Linked DNA regions of Homo sapiens: region 1 is linked to region 2. Evidence: chromatin loops called from intact Hi-C (ENCODE). Cell type or tissue: gastrocnemius medialis. All regions are shown on one strand.

Region 1 (8,000 bases), 140 kb after region 2:
GCATGAGGTTCATAACATAAACCACTATGGTTACGCAACTGGCTTCCTGGACTTAACCTTGGTCAAATGATCAGTAAGCAAACTTTTGATCATAATTTGCTTCTCCAGGATCGTCTGCCTACAGGACAGAAAAAAAGGTGCTAATCAAAAACATGTATTTGATTCACTTGGCAATTATCTTTTCCACTCTACACAGACAACATTCCTGGCTTTAGACTGCTTCTTGTTACTTTTAATTAACAGGAGCCAGTCCCTCAGAGCTCAGTCTACTCTGGAGGCACTGACAATTGAATTTCCCATTCTGCAAGCTGAGAACCAGATTTTCCTGGGGAAGTGCTTGCTGGGTCCTTGAAGCACCTTATGAACAACCCTCTGTCCCCCACCAGGAAACATCCTCTGCTTCAATGTCTGTCTTCTGCAAACTGCAATTAATTTTTATATAAACTGGCCACTTCCTGTCTGAAAAGAAGCAGGAATTTCTGGAAATTTATCTATGTGCATTTCCACCCTCCCCTTGCCTAGAGACATTTCAATAGCCCCTAAATTCCAACCTTTTGAAGCTATGACACACTATCATTGCATCCTTCATTATATGACAGTGTTTTTTTCCCCAAGAATTATGTATGACATATTTTTCTCTTTTTAATGGAAGTATATTAAACTTAAAGTTAATTTCTTTTGGAGCTTTTCAAGATCCCTGGGGTGCCACAAACCAAAACTGTGGATCACAATAGTATAATGGCAAAAAATGCTGGTTTTTAATCTGGGTGAATGCTAAAACAGGCGTTTATCATATTATTCTTTGCACTTTTTTTAAAGTTTGAAATAGTTCTTTTTTTTTTTTTTGAGATGGAGTTTTGCTCTTGTTGCCTACGCTGGCGTGCAGTGGTGCTATCTTGGCTCACCACAACCTCTGCCTCCCGAATTCAAGCGATTCTCCTGCCTCAGCCTCCCAAGTAGCTGGGATTACAGGCATGCACCACCACGCCCGGCTAATTTTGTATTTTTAGTAGAGACGGGGTTTCTCCATGTTGGTCAGGCTGGTCTCAAACTCCCAACCTCGGGTGATCCGCCCACCTCAGCCTCCCAAAGTGCTGGGATTACAGGCATGAGCCACAGAACCCAGCCGGTTGACTCTTTTAATATGGCCTTTTGAGTGGCCTACTGCAATGCTTTGCAAATAATAAGGACCTCCAAAAATATTTTTTGAAAAAAGTGAAATTGAGTGGATGAATACAAATCTTCATACAATTCTCTTTAACATATTTGAGACAGGCTGATAGGCAACTGCAGCACCTCACTAATAAGAACTCCATTAATCCAGTCCCTTATTTTTCTTTATGTTTAAGTAATAATAAAGTCTCCAAGAGAGCTAGCACAATGATGTAAACAAGTACTTTTGTTTTTATATATTACTTTTTTTTTTTTTTTTTTTTTGAGACAGGGTCTCACTCCGTCACCCAGGCTGGAGTGCAGTGGCGCAATAACAGCTCACTGCAGCTTCCACCTCCTGGGCTCAAGTTATCCTCCAGCCTCAGCCTCCCGAGTAGCTGGAACTACAGGTGCATGCTACCATGCCCAGCTAATTTTTTCTATTTTTTGTAGAAACAGGGGTCTCACTTTGTTGCCCAGGGTGGTCTCAAATTCCTGAGCTCAAGCCATCCTCCCGCCTCAGCATCCCAAAGTGCTGGGATTACAGGCACGAGCCACCACGCCCACTTCTATAAGACTTTGAATGTCCTATATAATCCTGAGATCTTGAATTAGGAAAATTGGATTTGATACAAAAGTTTCATTTTTAGAAGTTCCCTCAAAGTGGAGGGTTTTAAAATTAAAATGTCAAACAGATACCCAGTGAGAGCGTGCACACTGGCATCAGGAACGGATACCTTGGGCTGAGGCGTCGGGGTGGTATTCGGGCTCCTCCTCCGGGGGGCTCTGCAGGAAGTAGAGCTGCTCCGGCAGCATGCTGGCGATCTTCTCCTTCCCTAGGACGTGGGTACTCAGGAGAGGGCTGACGCTCCGTTTCACTTTCTCTCTCCTTTCATGGGCCATAATTTTTTTGGTCCGAGCCTTGATGTTCTCCCAGCACTTCTTCAGCTGTTTGAAATCCCGCAGGGACACGCTGGGCTGAGAGTTGTATTCGTGGGCCAGCGCCTGCCAGGTACGCTGCTTAAGGGCAATAGTTCGCGCATCACTTTTCTTACATTCCAGCACATATTTATACTTTTCTACTAAAGCCAGCAGGATGCTCTTTTCCAATTCTGAGAAGTATTTGGCAGGCTTTATAATTTCGTTGTTTTGCATTTTCCACTGTATTTCTCCTGGCCGCTAGCTATCCTGTAAAAGGAAGTTTGAAGCAATGATTACCAACTCCAGCAAAAACAATGCCTATAAATCACTGAAGCTTAATTCCTGACTTGATTCCCTTGTCTGAAATACAGTACTTTCTTTTCCATTAAGGTTGAATTATGATATTCAGGACTCTGGAGAATATTTAGAAATGTACTAGGAATGGGGTTTTATTTCAAAGTGGATTGTTGTGGCTATACTGTGACTATCTGGTATATAACAGCAAAAAAAGAAAAGTTGAACATTTTTTTTTTGAAACGGAGTCTCGCTCTTGTCACCCAGGCTGGAGTGCAGTGGCACGACCTGAGCTCACTGCAACCTCCACCTCCCGGGTTCAGGCAATTCTCCTGCCTCAGCCTCCTGAGTAGCTGGGATTACAGGTGCCTGTCACCACGCCCGGCTAATTTTTTTTTTGTAGTTTTGGTAGAGACAGGGTTTCACCATGTTGGGCAGGCTGGTCTCGAACTACTGACCTCAAGTGATCTGCCTGCCTCGGCCTCCCAAAGTGCTGGGATTACAGGCGTGAGCCACCACGCCCGGCCTAGACTCTGATTTGTTAATTGATTTTTCTTTAATATTAGGGAACTGATTATTCCCCCAAATCATGTTAGCCAGTTTTAGAACTAAACAGCTTTCCAAAACTTTTGTCACAGCTGAGGACAAAAGAAGCCACCGTGTACTCAAATATAAAATATGATGTGGGAGGCTGAGGCAGGCGGACCACGAGGTCAGGAGTTCCAGACCAGCCTGACCAGCATGGTGAAACCCCATCTCTACTAAAAATACAAAAATTAGCTGGGCGTGGTGGCGTGCGCCTGTAATCCCAGCTAGTCAGGAGGCTGAGGCAGGAGAACTACTTGAACCCGGGAGGTGGAGGTTGCAGTGAGCCAAGATCGTGCCACTGCAATCCAGCCTGGGTGACAGAGTGAGACTCCATCTCAAAAAAAAAAAAAAAAAAAAAAGATGTACAGCCGGGCACAGTGGCTCACACCTGTAATCCCAGCACTTTGGGAGGCTGAGGTAGGTAAATTGCTTGAGCCCAGGAGTTCGAGACTAGCATGGGCAACAAGGCAAAACCCTGTCTCTAAAAAAAAAAAAAAAAAAAAAAAAAAAGGGAAGAAAAAGAAGAAAAAAAAATAGCCAGGTGTGGTGGCATGCACCTGTAATCCCAGCTACTTGGGAGGCTGAGGTAGGAGGACTGCTTGAGCCCAGGAGGTCGAGGCTACAGTGAGCCATGTTTGCACCACCGCACTCCAGCCTGGATGACAAAGGAGACACTGTCTCAAAAAAAAAAAAAAAAAAATTTGACGTTTTCATCACTCTGTGGCATGTACCTGGAGCAATGGCAACCTCAGTTTTTTCATCTTTAAAATGAGGGGTTGGAGTCTGTGATCCTTCAGGTATGCGGGCTGTTTTTTAAAATCCTAAGTAAACAATGTATGTAATTTCAGATGTGAAAGGGCCTAGGCACTTAAGAGACTGAGTCCAGTGTCCCTCTTTACATTCCTCAAGTCTCTTTCCAGCTGAGAGAAGAAAGGGTCAGAAAGGTGAAGTGGATTGCACAAGATCACAAAGATGGTGACATAGAAAGTCCAGAGCTTGGACTGCCCTAGGAGTCTGGTATTCTTAGAATCATTCCACAGCTGTTTCTCGGCCTCTTGCCTTGGGTCACTCCAAATGATTCAACCATGATTCCCATAAGTCACTTTGTCATCCTCTACAGTGCCGGGTCAGCATGTTTCACACAACAGGTGCTTAGTGAATGTCTTCTTCCAGTGAAGTGTATGAAACCTATGTGTGTTTTAGGACTGCACGCTATTCCCATATCTTTCAATCACAGAAAGCTTCCTATAAAATTAACCTCTCAAATATGTTACGGCAAAAATGTAGCTAAGCAACACTGACTGCGGCAATAAAGTAAGCATTATCGTTCCCCTAGTTGGGAAGGGCCTACGTATTCCCAGTCCTTCTTACATTCTCCAAGCCTCTGATTTCTCAGAGTAACAGGCATGCATCAAGATACTGATGAGGCAGTCCATTTAAAACTGACCAATCATGTCAAAAAATTAGGAACTGGGCAGGCGTAATGGCTCACACCTGTAATCCCAGGACTTTGGGAGGCTGAGGCGGGCGGATCACGAGGTCAGGAGATGGAGACCATCCTGGCTAACACAGTGAAACCCCGTCTCTACTAAAATTACAAAAAAAAAAAAAAAATTAGCTGGGAGTGGTGGCAGACGCCTGTAGTCCCAGCTATTCGGGAGGCTGAGGCAGGAGAATTGCTTGACCCCGGGGGGCGGAGCTTGCAGTGAGCTGAGATCGCGCCACTGCACTCCAGCCTGGATGACAGAGCAAGACTCTGTCTCGAAAAAAAAATTAAAAAAAAAAAAATTAGGAACCAACTTGAAAAGAGCCCCACAAGCCAAAAATGGAATAATTTGAAATCAAAGGTCATATGTACACAAGGATTCATTATTTTCTCAACCTTTGTTATGTTTTAAAATTCCATAATAAAAAATTAAGCAGGGGAGGCTGTGACTTTTAAGTTTACAGTACACTAATTTTGAATCACACTATTTCAAGCCGGCTACTCACGCACTATGCCTGGGAAGGGGTTTCTGTAGTTGTGAATGGCTGAAATCTGTTTGACTGAGGCTGGAGAGGACTGGGCCAGATCAGAGACCCTTCAAATTGACGCCAAGGAGTGTGGTCTTTACATGAGGGTGACAGAACCTGATCACGGTCTCTCACTACGCACTGCCTCATCCTAAAAGTTGTTATTAATAGAATGAAGTACGAGGGTAATCCGTATCTCCAAATACCAGGTACCCTGCTCTACATTCATACTGGACACATCAGGTATCAGACACTGGGAGGTTCGGACACATGTCAAAGGTGGTTTGGCCCTCAGATCCTGAGCAAAGCTAAATGAGCGGACATTTATCTTTGGGGATGTGTCCCTATAATGCTAAATTCCCATGCTTCTGTTTTGATCATGTTGCTCTAATATCCATACAATGATACCCAATCCAGGCTCCTTCTTCCTCAAAGGTCCCAAATTAATTTTTTACCTTCACCCATACTTTTATTCCCTATGAATCAATGTTCCCCAAACTGAAATTTATTAACATACACCCTGTACAATATCTCTCTTCTGTATTATCTCTATCTGCCAAGATGTCTATGTCCAGCTTAACTTTCTGTAGTTTTTGTTAGGAAATCAATAGGTACACTGCCTGTTCTTAAATTACACAGCTTACACAGCAGATTCTGATCCAATTCCCTAACCTCAATGTCTCTGCTCCAGATGTCAATATGCCAACTTTCCCCACTTCTAAGAATTGCTGCTGTAAGGATTAAGAACTCTGATTCACAAATGAAAAAAGGATTACTCCCCATTTTGTTGTTATATGTAATGCTCTTTTACATATACATTATATGTGTGTGTACACACACACACACACACTTTCTAAATAAATCTCTTTTTTCTATTTTAGTTCTTCAAGATAAATTCCTAGGACTTCTCCACCAAAAGATAAAAACACTTAAGACTTATGTTATATCCCCAACTTGTCCTTGTAAAATGTTGCACCAATTACATTTCTATTAACAGCACATGAGCATGTCCATCTCCCTATTTTGTTTTTTTATTCTGTGCCAACTGTGGAAGTAAAAAATGTCACTTCATTGATTAATGATATATGAATTTCAGCTCTGAGGTAAGTAAGCCACACTCTGAACAAAGGTCCTGTGATCCTTGGTGGGACTGAAATTACATGGAATTAATTCCAAGCAATGTAATTCTTCCTCAAGATGTGTGCAGTACCTCTAGCTGCCACTAGGTGGTGGTGGACTTGTGGGGAGTCTAAATTTCACAAAGGTTCTTGCCCTACATGTGGCCAGTTGAGTCTCAGAGTAATAATAATGATAGCAATAATATAATAGCAGATAACTTGTATTGAGCCCTTACTGTAGGCGTAACAAATGTTTAATATGCACAATATCATTTAACCCTCCCAAAAATAGCCTCTGAGAGCACAGTTTGTTATACTTCAATGTTTTCTGTTAAAAATACATATACATATGCATGTATATATAAATTTACATATATAAAGTACCAGAAGAAATTATACGACTGCTCTTAAAAGCAAATGCTCAGAATTACCAACACCTGGGGACCATTAATAGCCTATTAACTAAACTGTTATTTAATCACTAGCTAAGTAAATCCAAAGTTACCAATTTACTTTGCTTAATTTTGTAGAACAGCAGGCCTCACTGGGCCTTGCGGTTGCATTCTGCCTGGCTATAAAGGGATTCTGATACAAGGCAATGTACCCCAAAGGTTCCTTATGGATTTTCAACAGCCTTGTGAAATAGGCTGTTTATCTCCCTTAACCAATTACCATTCCCATTTCCCAGATAAGAAAACTGTGGCTCAGTAACTTACTCTGGTCACAAAATAGTAAGTGGTCTGACTTACTCCAATGCTCATGCTCCTCTCTGCTCTGCTTAGCTCTCTTGTTTCAGACCTAGTGATAGCCTCTATTCCCCTCCTCAAAGTATGGGCATTAACACTCTAATCATCAGCCGGGAAAGGGCCCAGGGTAGGGCAATTTAGGTGGAGTGTGTCTCCATCTGTTGGCTCTTCCCCCACTCATTTCCCTCCCTCCATCACCTCCTCTCGATTTCAAACTTAGGGCCCATAATCCTCCCACGTGTACCTTCCTCACTCTAACCAGAGCTCTGAAATAATTTCCGCCCTTGATCCAGTAAGACTGTATGTTTGGGCCAGGCATGGTGGTTCACACCTGTAATCCCAGCACTTTGGGAGGCCGAGGCAGGTGGATCACCTGAGGTCAGGAGTTCAAGACCAGCCTGGCCAATAAGGCGAAACCCCATCTCTACTAAAAATAAAAAAATTAGCCAGGCGTGGTAGCAGGTGCCTGTAATCCCAGCTACTCAGGAGGCTGAGGCAGGAGAATCATTTGAACCTGGGAGGCGGAGGTTGCAGTGAGCCAAAGTCGAGCCATTGCACTCCAGCCTGGGCAACAGAGTGAGACTCTGTCTCAAAAAGACTGTATGTTTGAAAGGTAACTGTGGAGATCTTTTGGAGCTTTAACATGGTCCATGCCTCCGGGGAATGCTGGCATTCCGCTTGAGCACAAAAACAAATACTTCCCAAAGAGGTCTCTCCAGCAAAGCTTATTAATGCTTATTAATAGAAACTTTGAGGCTAGAAAGGATACTCTTGTTTAAAACTATTCATCAATTGTCCATAATTGTTTATAAATGACAACATAAAAAGCGTTCCCTGCCGCATCAACTTTTATTAGGGATAGACTGGACTTCCCTGTCCCCAATTCTGCTCAGGAGCCATTATCTCTTGTGTCTGCTGTTCTGCTAGACAGTATATGATCCATTCTTATGCATGGTTGTAGGGCAACAAGCAGCCCAGTGACCCTCACAAAGTAGGCGCTCAGTAAACATTTCATAAATGCAGATATTTTGATATAGGCATAAAACAGCCCACCATGCACACAGCATCATACATGACAAAACAGTACACTAAAGGCTGCATTAGCTGGGTATGGTGGTGTGCCTGTAGTCCCAGCTCCTTGGGAGGCTGAGGCAGGGTGATCACTTGG
Region 2 (8,000 bases):
ATCCTTCTACCTCCAGAACATCAACTAAGTATTTTCTGAGAATATTACTAAAGCATAGCTTTGATCACATCTTTTCTCTGCTTTAAACTTTGGAGAGCTCACCAATACTCAACGAAGAGCTCAAATTCTTCAGTATGATTAGAAGGCTCCTCAGCTTTAGCTAAACCTACTTTCCCACTCTTCCAGCCCAGAAACATACAATCACTCTCAATTCCTCAAGCACAAGATGTTTTCATCCCTCTACGCCTATGTATATGTGATTTCTGGTATCTTCTTCTTTTCATAAAGACGGGGTCTCACTATATTACTCAGGCTGGACTCGAACTGCGAGACTCAAGGAATCCCCCTGCTTCAGTCTCCCAAGTAGCTGGGACTACAGGCACATGCTACCATACCCAGAAGTTTCTGACATCTTAGGTTCCCTTTCACCTCTTTTTGGCTTTGTAAATGAAATCTTTCTTCAATAATCAATTCAAGTGTCCCCAACTTCCTCAAGTGGCTAACTCTATCTCAAATTTACACATACATACCTCTGTTTATAACATTTAGCACAGTTTGAATTGAAGCTTTACTCAAAAATATGTATCTCCCAGAGGTCTTCTCCAGATTCCTTGAAAGCAGAGATCATGTGTCTTATTTATGTTTTATGCCCAGCATCTATCAGAGTGTCTTGCACATAGTAGGCATACTCAATAAATGATTATTGGATCAAACAGGTGTATACCTTCCTTCAACAAAGTTATTAAGCAACACCACAAACCAGTAAATTTTCTGGTTCTAGAAACTGTGAAGCTTCTTTGAAGACAAAAGAGTGAAAGAGCTTATATTCTCGGAGAGGGACAAACAAGTAAAATCTATATAGCATGTTAGATGGCAAGATATACACTAAGGTGAGAACTAAAGCAGGGAAGGGGAATATGCAGCGACAAGGAAGGTGCTGTTTGAACTACAGTGGTCAGAAAGGCCTCATTCATACGGTGACATCTAAGCCTAGACCTGAAGGCTGTGTATAGATCTGGGAAGAACAGAGAAACAGTGGGGAGGGCCGTGTGGTGACAGCAGAGTGATGAAAGGGCAAGAAGGGGAGGCAAGAGGGTAAGAGAGATAGCAGGTGGTCCAGGTCATGCAATGCTCTGTATCCAATGGTGAGGTCTGAGCATAAGAGGAAGTCTTCTAAAAGCCTTGCAGGAAGCCGGGTGCAGTGGCTCACACCTGTAATCCCAACACTCTGGAAGGCCGAGGCAGGGGGATCACCTGAGGTCAGGAGTTCGAGACCAGCCTGGCCAACATGGCAAAATAGTCTCTACTAAAAATACAAAAATTAGCCAGGTGTGGTGGGACATGCCTGTAATCCCATCTACTCGGGAGGCTGAGGCAAGAGAATCACTTGAACCCGGGAGGCGGAGGTTGCAGTGAGCTGAGATTGTGCCACTGCCCTCCAGCCTGGGTGACACAGCAAGACTCTGTCTAAAAAAAATGAATGAATGAATGAATGAATGAATGAATGAATGAATGAATAAATGGCTTGCAGGAGAGTAGTGCCAGGATTTGACCCACATTATAAAAGCATCACTCTGTTGAAAACAGGGTGTAGGGGCAAGAAAAGAAGCAGGGAGAACAGGTGGAGAACACTGAGGCAAGGGAGCACTGGGTAAGGGTGCTGACAGGTTGGGGGTGAGAAGCAGTCTGATTCGGAGCTGCTTTGAAGGTAGGAGCCAACAAGATTTGCCACTAGATTTGGATGTGGAGTGCCAGAGTGTCAAGAACAATCCTCAAGTACATGGCCTGAGCAGATGAAAGATAGATCTGCCATTAATTGAGATGGGGGAGACAGCAGGAGGAAGAGACTGGAGGGGAAGGATGGGATCTGAACACGCTGTCTTGGAGACACCCACTAGCCATGCAGGCAGAGGCACTGAGCAGGCAGCTGAGTAGATGAGTCTGGAATTCAGAAGAGAGGGCTGGGCTAGACACCCAAATTTAGGAGTCATTGATGTAAAGATGGAATTAAAGTCATGAGACCAGATGAAAGAGATCACCAAGAAACTGAGTGAATGGGTCTATGCTCTGTTTTACTCAGAATTCCTTGGCACCAAGGTGTGTTTCAGAATTCAGAATATTTCAGACTTTGGAAATAATATGATTTATTACATAACATTCCCAGCAAGATCTTGGAAGAAACATTTCTGTGGCAAAAAAAAATATGAATATTCACACTAAGTTGGGATAAAAGCTAGAAATAGCCTCCTGCTACTTTAGGTCAGGTTTTTCCACTGAATAATTTCAGGTCAAGTTAGGTCTTGCTGTCAAATATGTTATTAAAAAATATTTTAAAGAATTTTTGAATATGGGTGTTACAGAGCATGGATTTTGGACTGGTAGAAGGAAGAAATGAGAAAAGAAAAAAAAGGACAGATATCAGCCAGTGAGGCAGGGGGAACTCCCAAAGAGAGGAGTAACCCCAGAAGTCAAGAGGAAAGAAGTTTCAAGGAGAAAGGGAGGGGCTGGGTGCAGTGGCTCATGCCTATAATCCCAACATTTTGGGAGGCTGAGGTGGGAGGATCACTTGAGGCCAAGACCAGCCCAGGCAACAAAGTGAGACCTCCACGAAAATTTTAAAGTGTAGCCAGGCAAGGTGATGCGCACCTGTAGTCCCTACTACTTGGAAGGCTGAAGAAGGAAGATGGCTTGCCCCCAGCAGTTGGAGGCTGCAGTGAGCTATGATTGCACCGTAGAACTCTAGCCTGGGCAACAGACCAAGACCCTGTCTCTTTAAAAGAGAGAGAGAGAGAGAGAGAAAGAGGTCCAATCGTGTCAAATGTGTCAAAAGAATAAGGATGAGAATTGGATTTGGGACATGACACACACTGGAAACCTTGAGAGCCAGCCCAACCACAGCAGCTAGAGGAACCCAACTGAATAGGGAGCATTTCTCAAACTAAACAGACAAAAGTTGAAAAATCATGAGATTTTTAACTGAACCACGAGTTAAAATTTCTAAAAGAAACTGTGCCCCCACGTGAGATCCAGATTAAATCTATTCAATCAAAAAATATATAAATATATACAAAACACATTTATGCATATTCCAAAACCTATCAGCCTGATAGTCAAGAAGATATCCCTGGAACCTTATTTCTTTGGATACTTATTTAAAATTAAATTCTTTGGCTATAGGATTAGAGAGTCTAGGAGCTAAAAAAGGCAGGGGTGGGCGTCTCATAGCTCTCTGATGAATCAGTTTGAAGCAGCGAAATTATTCCTCTCCTTTCCTGACACCTGCTGCAGGGAGTAGCTTCAGCAACACAATGTGGGTTGGCACGGCCTGAGAGGGTATAATTAGAAAACGAAAGAGCCAAAAGTTAATTACTGTTAGATAGGGGAAAAAACACAATCTTGCTGTGAAGAAATCAGATATAGCTTAGCCCAGGAATCACATACCCTCCTTTAAGTACACAACAAATAATATAAAATCAGGCTTTAAAGTAAAACAAAACAGGAGTAGAGTCAGAAAAAAGTACTTGTTACGCAGATCTATTAGTTGCAACTCCAATGAGACAGCGACATCATGAGCTAATGGTGAATAGACTGTTATAATAACTGAAGATTGTAGATGTTGAATTATAGTTGACTTCCAAATATAATTGTATCTTTTAATATAAAACTCCAGGTAAAAAGACCATTTTTGTAACAGAATGAATACTGTGCTTCAGAGTACTGTGGGCTGGATTGAACATCAAACTAATATAGCTATGGGATGTGAGGGCGATTGGCTGCAACATCTGTTAACCCACTGATTGCCAGGGTTGATTCAGCTGATCTGGCTGGGCTAAGTGGGTGTCCCCTTCCTCCCTCACCGCTCCATGTGTGTCCCTCTCGAAGCCGCACGCTTGGTCGAAGAGGATGACCATCCACGATAGAGGAGGACCAGTCTTTGGTCAAGGGTATACAAGCAGCTGCACTCCCCTGCTAGAACTTCCAAACAAGCTCTCAAACTAATATAGCTAGGGAAATTCTGAATATACAAAAGTCTGAGGCTTATTAGTGAAGATATAGTATGTTCGAAAAGAAATAATAAATGTATAAGAAATAGCAGGTAATTTTTACTATGGCTGAATTGCTTGGTTTCAAGTTAATTTTAGCAGAAGGAGCAATCTCAATATAACCATTTATATACCTTAACTATGATGATTAATTATAACTAATTTTAACTGCTAAGAATAACCATGTGACCATGTATACAGCTTTCTAACATCTAATGAATCTTTGAATCAGAGTTCTATGTCCATTATTCTTTTCTCTACGAGCTGTTCCATTATAAATGATAGCAATTACTTTTTGACGAACTGCTGCTACTCTGAACAACTTAATTATGCAGAATCTTCATGGCATTATTTCTTACAAGAGAAGAGATGTGCCCTAAACTAGCACCCTTCAGTTGCTTTAAATAACTACAAGGGATCAAAGAAAGGAACAATTAGCAGTAAGTTACAGGGACTAAACAGGTGAATACAGAAACATCTTAAAGTTTAAAGAAGAGTTATGTCAATCAACAGAGTCAATGGAAACTTTTCAGAAACTTCTTTGCTCTTGCTTTTGTAAATCTTAATTGGCACTTAGTCCACTGCTTTGCACAAAAGTTCTCAGCAGTCGTGAATGCCAAATATGTTTCCTGGCCATGCGCCCATGCCAGTGGAGGGTAAGATATACCCACAATTCTGAACATCTTCAGAAGGCAAATCAAAGAATGGATACTACATTTCCCACTACATATACTAACACTGGAACTGGCCTCTGAAAATCAGGTGACTGATTTTTTTTCAATTTTTCAATTTTTTTTCTTAAGACAGGGTCTCACTATCACCCACGCTGGAGTGCAGTGGCACAATCATGGCTCACTGTAGCCTCAACCTCCCCACAGGTGACCCTCCCACCTCAGCCTCCTAAGTAGCAGGGAACACAGGCACGCGACGACACACCTGGTTAACTTTTCTATTTTTGTAGAGACAGGGTTTTGCCACATTGCCCAGGCTTTTTTTTTTTTTCCCAAATTTTTAAGCCTATAGAAGGACTTCCAGGGACATGAAAGGAAAGGGAAATGATAAAGAACTTCAAATAGCATAGTCTGCCCTATCTACCTTTGAAATAAGCAACTCTTCACTCTCCTATTACTTTTCCTAAATAACCTACAGGCTCTTAAAAACAGACCTAAAATACCACTCCACCATCCCAGTGTAACCTTATCAGTCAACAGAGGGCTATGGAGAATTGCCTAATGTGTAAAGAATGCCACGGGGAGTTATGGGCCACATCCCTCGTGTTTTACAAATTATCCTCTACATAATCCAACTGTGTTCCTATTTCATTTAGTTTATATTCTTCTAGTTTTTTTCCTATGTACATAAGTACTCATTTTTAAAATACAGGTGTCATTTTTAAAAATAACACTTTATATGCATCAGTGAACATTCCTACACACATTCCTGATTTTATGCATAGAACAAATTCTTTGACATAAATTTTGGGGCCAAAAAGTTTGTGAATTTTTAAATTTCTTAATACATACTACCAAATCTGCCTTTCAAAAATGTTTTATCAATTAATATTTCTACCAACAGAATATGAAAGTGTTTTTTCCCAATCCTTAAATTAACCTCTGGGTATAGGTTTTAATAACTGCCAACATTTAAATAGGTGAAATTAGAATTTTATTCTTATTTGTGTTTTGTAAACTGCCTGATAATGACAGTTTCCCACTTTTCTACTGTGAAGGAATGTTCAATTTTTTTCCTTTTAACTGTAAGAGTTTTGAAAATATACCATAGATATTATGCATTTGCCATAAATATGTTCCTATTTCCAAAAATATGAGTGCCAAGCGCAGAATAATATGGGAACTTAGCTCAATACACAATGCCACACACAAAATATTATATTAAATCACTTAAGTAAAAAGACTTTGTAATCAAACATAGGAAACTACTTATGTGACTCATATATTTGTATTACTATAATAATAAGAAAAATAATTGCCTCATTGTTCATTGGAAAATCGCTATCATTGTGATCTATATGTAAAAATTCCAATACACAAATCACATTCTGAAAAGTTTATATCTACTGTTTAGGCCTTTCCAGGCTCTCCATATAAGCAGAAAAAACCACTGCTACTGGTTGTCAGTTTCTTCTTTTAGAGAACAAAGAAGTGTTTTAAACTAGAGGCTTCTGAGTCTTCTTCTAGTTCTAACATTTTCAAAGTCTATGAGAGGGCTTCATGCTAATAAGGCTAATATGCTGAAAGGGCCTTACCAATATTAAGTTTCAAAGGCAAGAAATAGCCTAAGCTATGAGCCACAGTTCATATTACATGAAATGGTTGAGAAGCTCAAAATACCGAAATGACAGATAGTACTTTGGTTAACAGAGAAATGGTTTTATCCTGAGATTGCTGCTAATACAGAACTCCATTGTATTAATATATACAATAGTTAAGATGTGACACTGGAAACCTCTGATATGACTTTTGGCAATTAAAAGATGCAAGAGATTAGAACAAGCAAGCTGAACACAAGTGCAAGCTTACCTGGAATATTACCACGCGGAATTTGTTTTTCTTCATTATTTCCTCTTGCTTGACTTCAACTTTTTTAACATGAATTTGTTGCTTCTCCACCCGGGCTTTCACATCTTTAATGTGAGCACTAACTTTTCGGGTTTTCTCAAACAATTTGTTAATGATATGCCCTGTATTGCTATGCGACTGTGAAAGCTTCAACAGGTCAATCTGGACGGATTTTATGGCATTTTCCATTTCCCTGTGTCTCTCTTCTATTCTCTTCTGGCTTGCCTGCACACTGTCCACGATGGAGGCTACTTTGTCCAGCACAGTCACAATGGTAAGAGCAGCGTCTTGGTCTTCATCTTCTGTAACACTCGACAGGCGATTCTGGTGGATTTTATCAGCATTTGAAGCAGACCCATTATGTTCCATTTTATTTATTTCTCAGCGTAAGATGTCCTAACCACAATCAATTCTGGCACTTGGAGCAAAAAGTCAGCTTGATAACAGGCAACAGGGTTGTTTAAAGAGTTGGAAACCCCACCCCTAGAGAACGGTCAAGTATTTATAACTACAAATACCCATATGTGACTGTTCTGCAATCTGAACCCTTGCAAAGCACCGGGGACTGTTCCAAACATGCTTGCTGACTGACTAAGGGACTCAAATAAGACTGTGTGGGTAGAAGAGTAAAGCTTTTTAAAAAAGTTCACTAAAGCCACCATGTAACTAATATTAAACCTAGAAGCCAAATGATCAAAAAAGCAAACTCCAAATGTTGGGTAAAGCTTTTGCCTTTAGATAATTTCAATCAGTATTTGTAACAGTAAAGGGGAATTCTGAACCGAAATCTGCTTTTTCTACTAATTTCACATATTAAATATACTGAAACACCAATATCAAAAAATTTGGTAAATAAACACACCAAAACAGAGGCCATATAGTGAAAACATTATATTATAACATGCTTTTCCAAACAAAATATTAAAATTAATAATTTTTAACATATTCTTTAAATTCTACATGCATACTTTTGAATATCTAAACTACATGTTAAACAGCTGAATACATTCTACTCACACTTCAGATCTTTAAACACCAACAATCTATGAATATTAATCTATTACTACAGGACAAATTTGGATATACGTCTTGGATAAATTTTAAGCTCACTTTAAGAGCACCAATCATTAACAATCATTTTTGTATTTTATTCACAAACACTGATACGATTTGTTTATTTATGTTAAAACAAACATTTTCTTTAAAAATGAATGTGTATTAAAGTAGTTTAACTGGTAGAATAGGCTTTATTCCAATCTGTTTGTTAAACAGCCTATTTTCACAATATCTATATCTACTTTTCATTGATCTGTTCCATCATTACTAACATATTTGTTCAAATTATTAGGACTATTTTTTCAAAGGGAGGAATAATCAA

The links. Hi-C counts contacts between places; a loop is a spot of excess contacts. Peaks named below come from ENCODE experiments on the same cell type or tissue, not always from the same donor. Only the 100,000 strongest peaks of a DNase experiment are listed, where the experiment ranks them.
Region 1: it touches region 2 in a loop (4-fold over the local background); 34 of 110 quality-filtered maps call a loop at or near these places.

The regions. Positions count from the first base shown.
Region 1 is chr9:100,436,246-100,444,245 of GRCh38, reverse strand. It overlaps MSANTD3 (Myb/SANT DNA binding domain containing 3), which reads right to left. Exons shown (of 3, transcript NM_080655.3): 2 at 1,890-2,340. The coding sequence starts at 2,307. It overlaps MSANTD3-TMEFF1 (MSANTD3-TMEFF1 readthrough), which reads right to left and starts at 2,340. Exons shown (of 10, transcript NM_001198812.1): 1 at 1,890-2,340. The coding sequence starts at 2,307. In gastrocnemius medialis, a CTCF peak has its summit at 6,193 (motif pointing right); DNase peaks (open chromatin) are centred at 4,035 and 6,187; H3K27ac peaks cover 1,781 bases.
Region 2 is chr9:100,577,135-100,585,134 of GRCh38, reverse strand. It overlaps MSANTD3-TMEFF1 (MSANTD3-TMEFF1 readthrough), which reads right to left. Exons shown (of 10, transcript NM_001198812.1): 10 at 7,499-8,000. It overlaps TMEFF1 (transmembrane protein with EGF like and two follistatin like domains 1), which reads right to left. Exons shown (of 10, transcript NM_003692.5): 10 at 7,499-8,000. It overlaps CAVIN4 (caveolae associated protein 4), which reads right to left and starts at 7,056. Exons shown (of 2, transcript NM_001018116.2): 1 at 6,584-7,056. The coding sequence starts at 6,991. It also overlaps the pseudogene RN7SKP87. In gastrocnemius medialis, no CTCF peak of the experiment used is centred here; DNase peaks (open chromatin) are centred at 3,874 and 7,174; H3K4me3 peaks cover 4,490 bases; H3K27ac peaks cover 7,604 bases.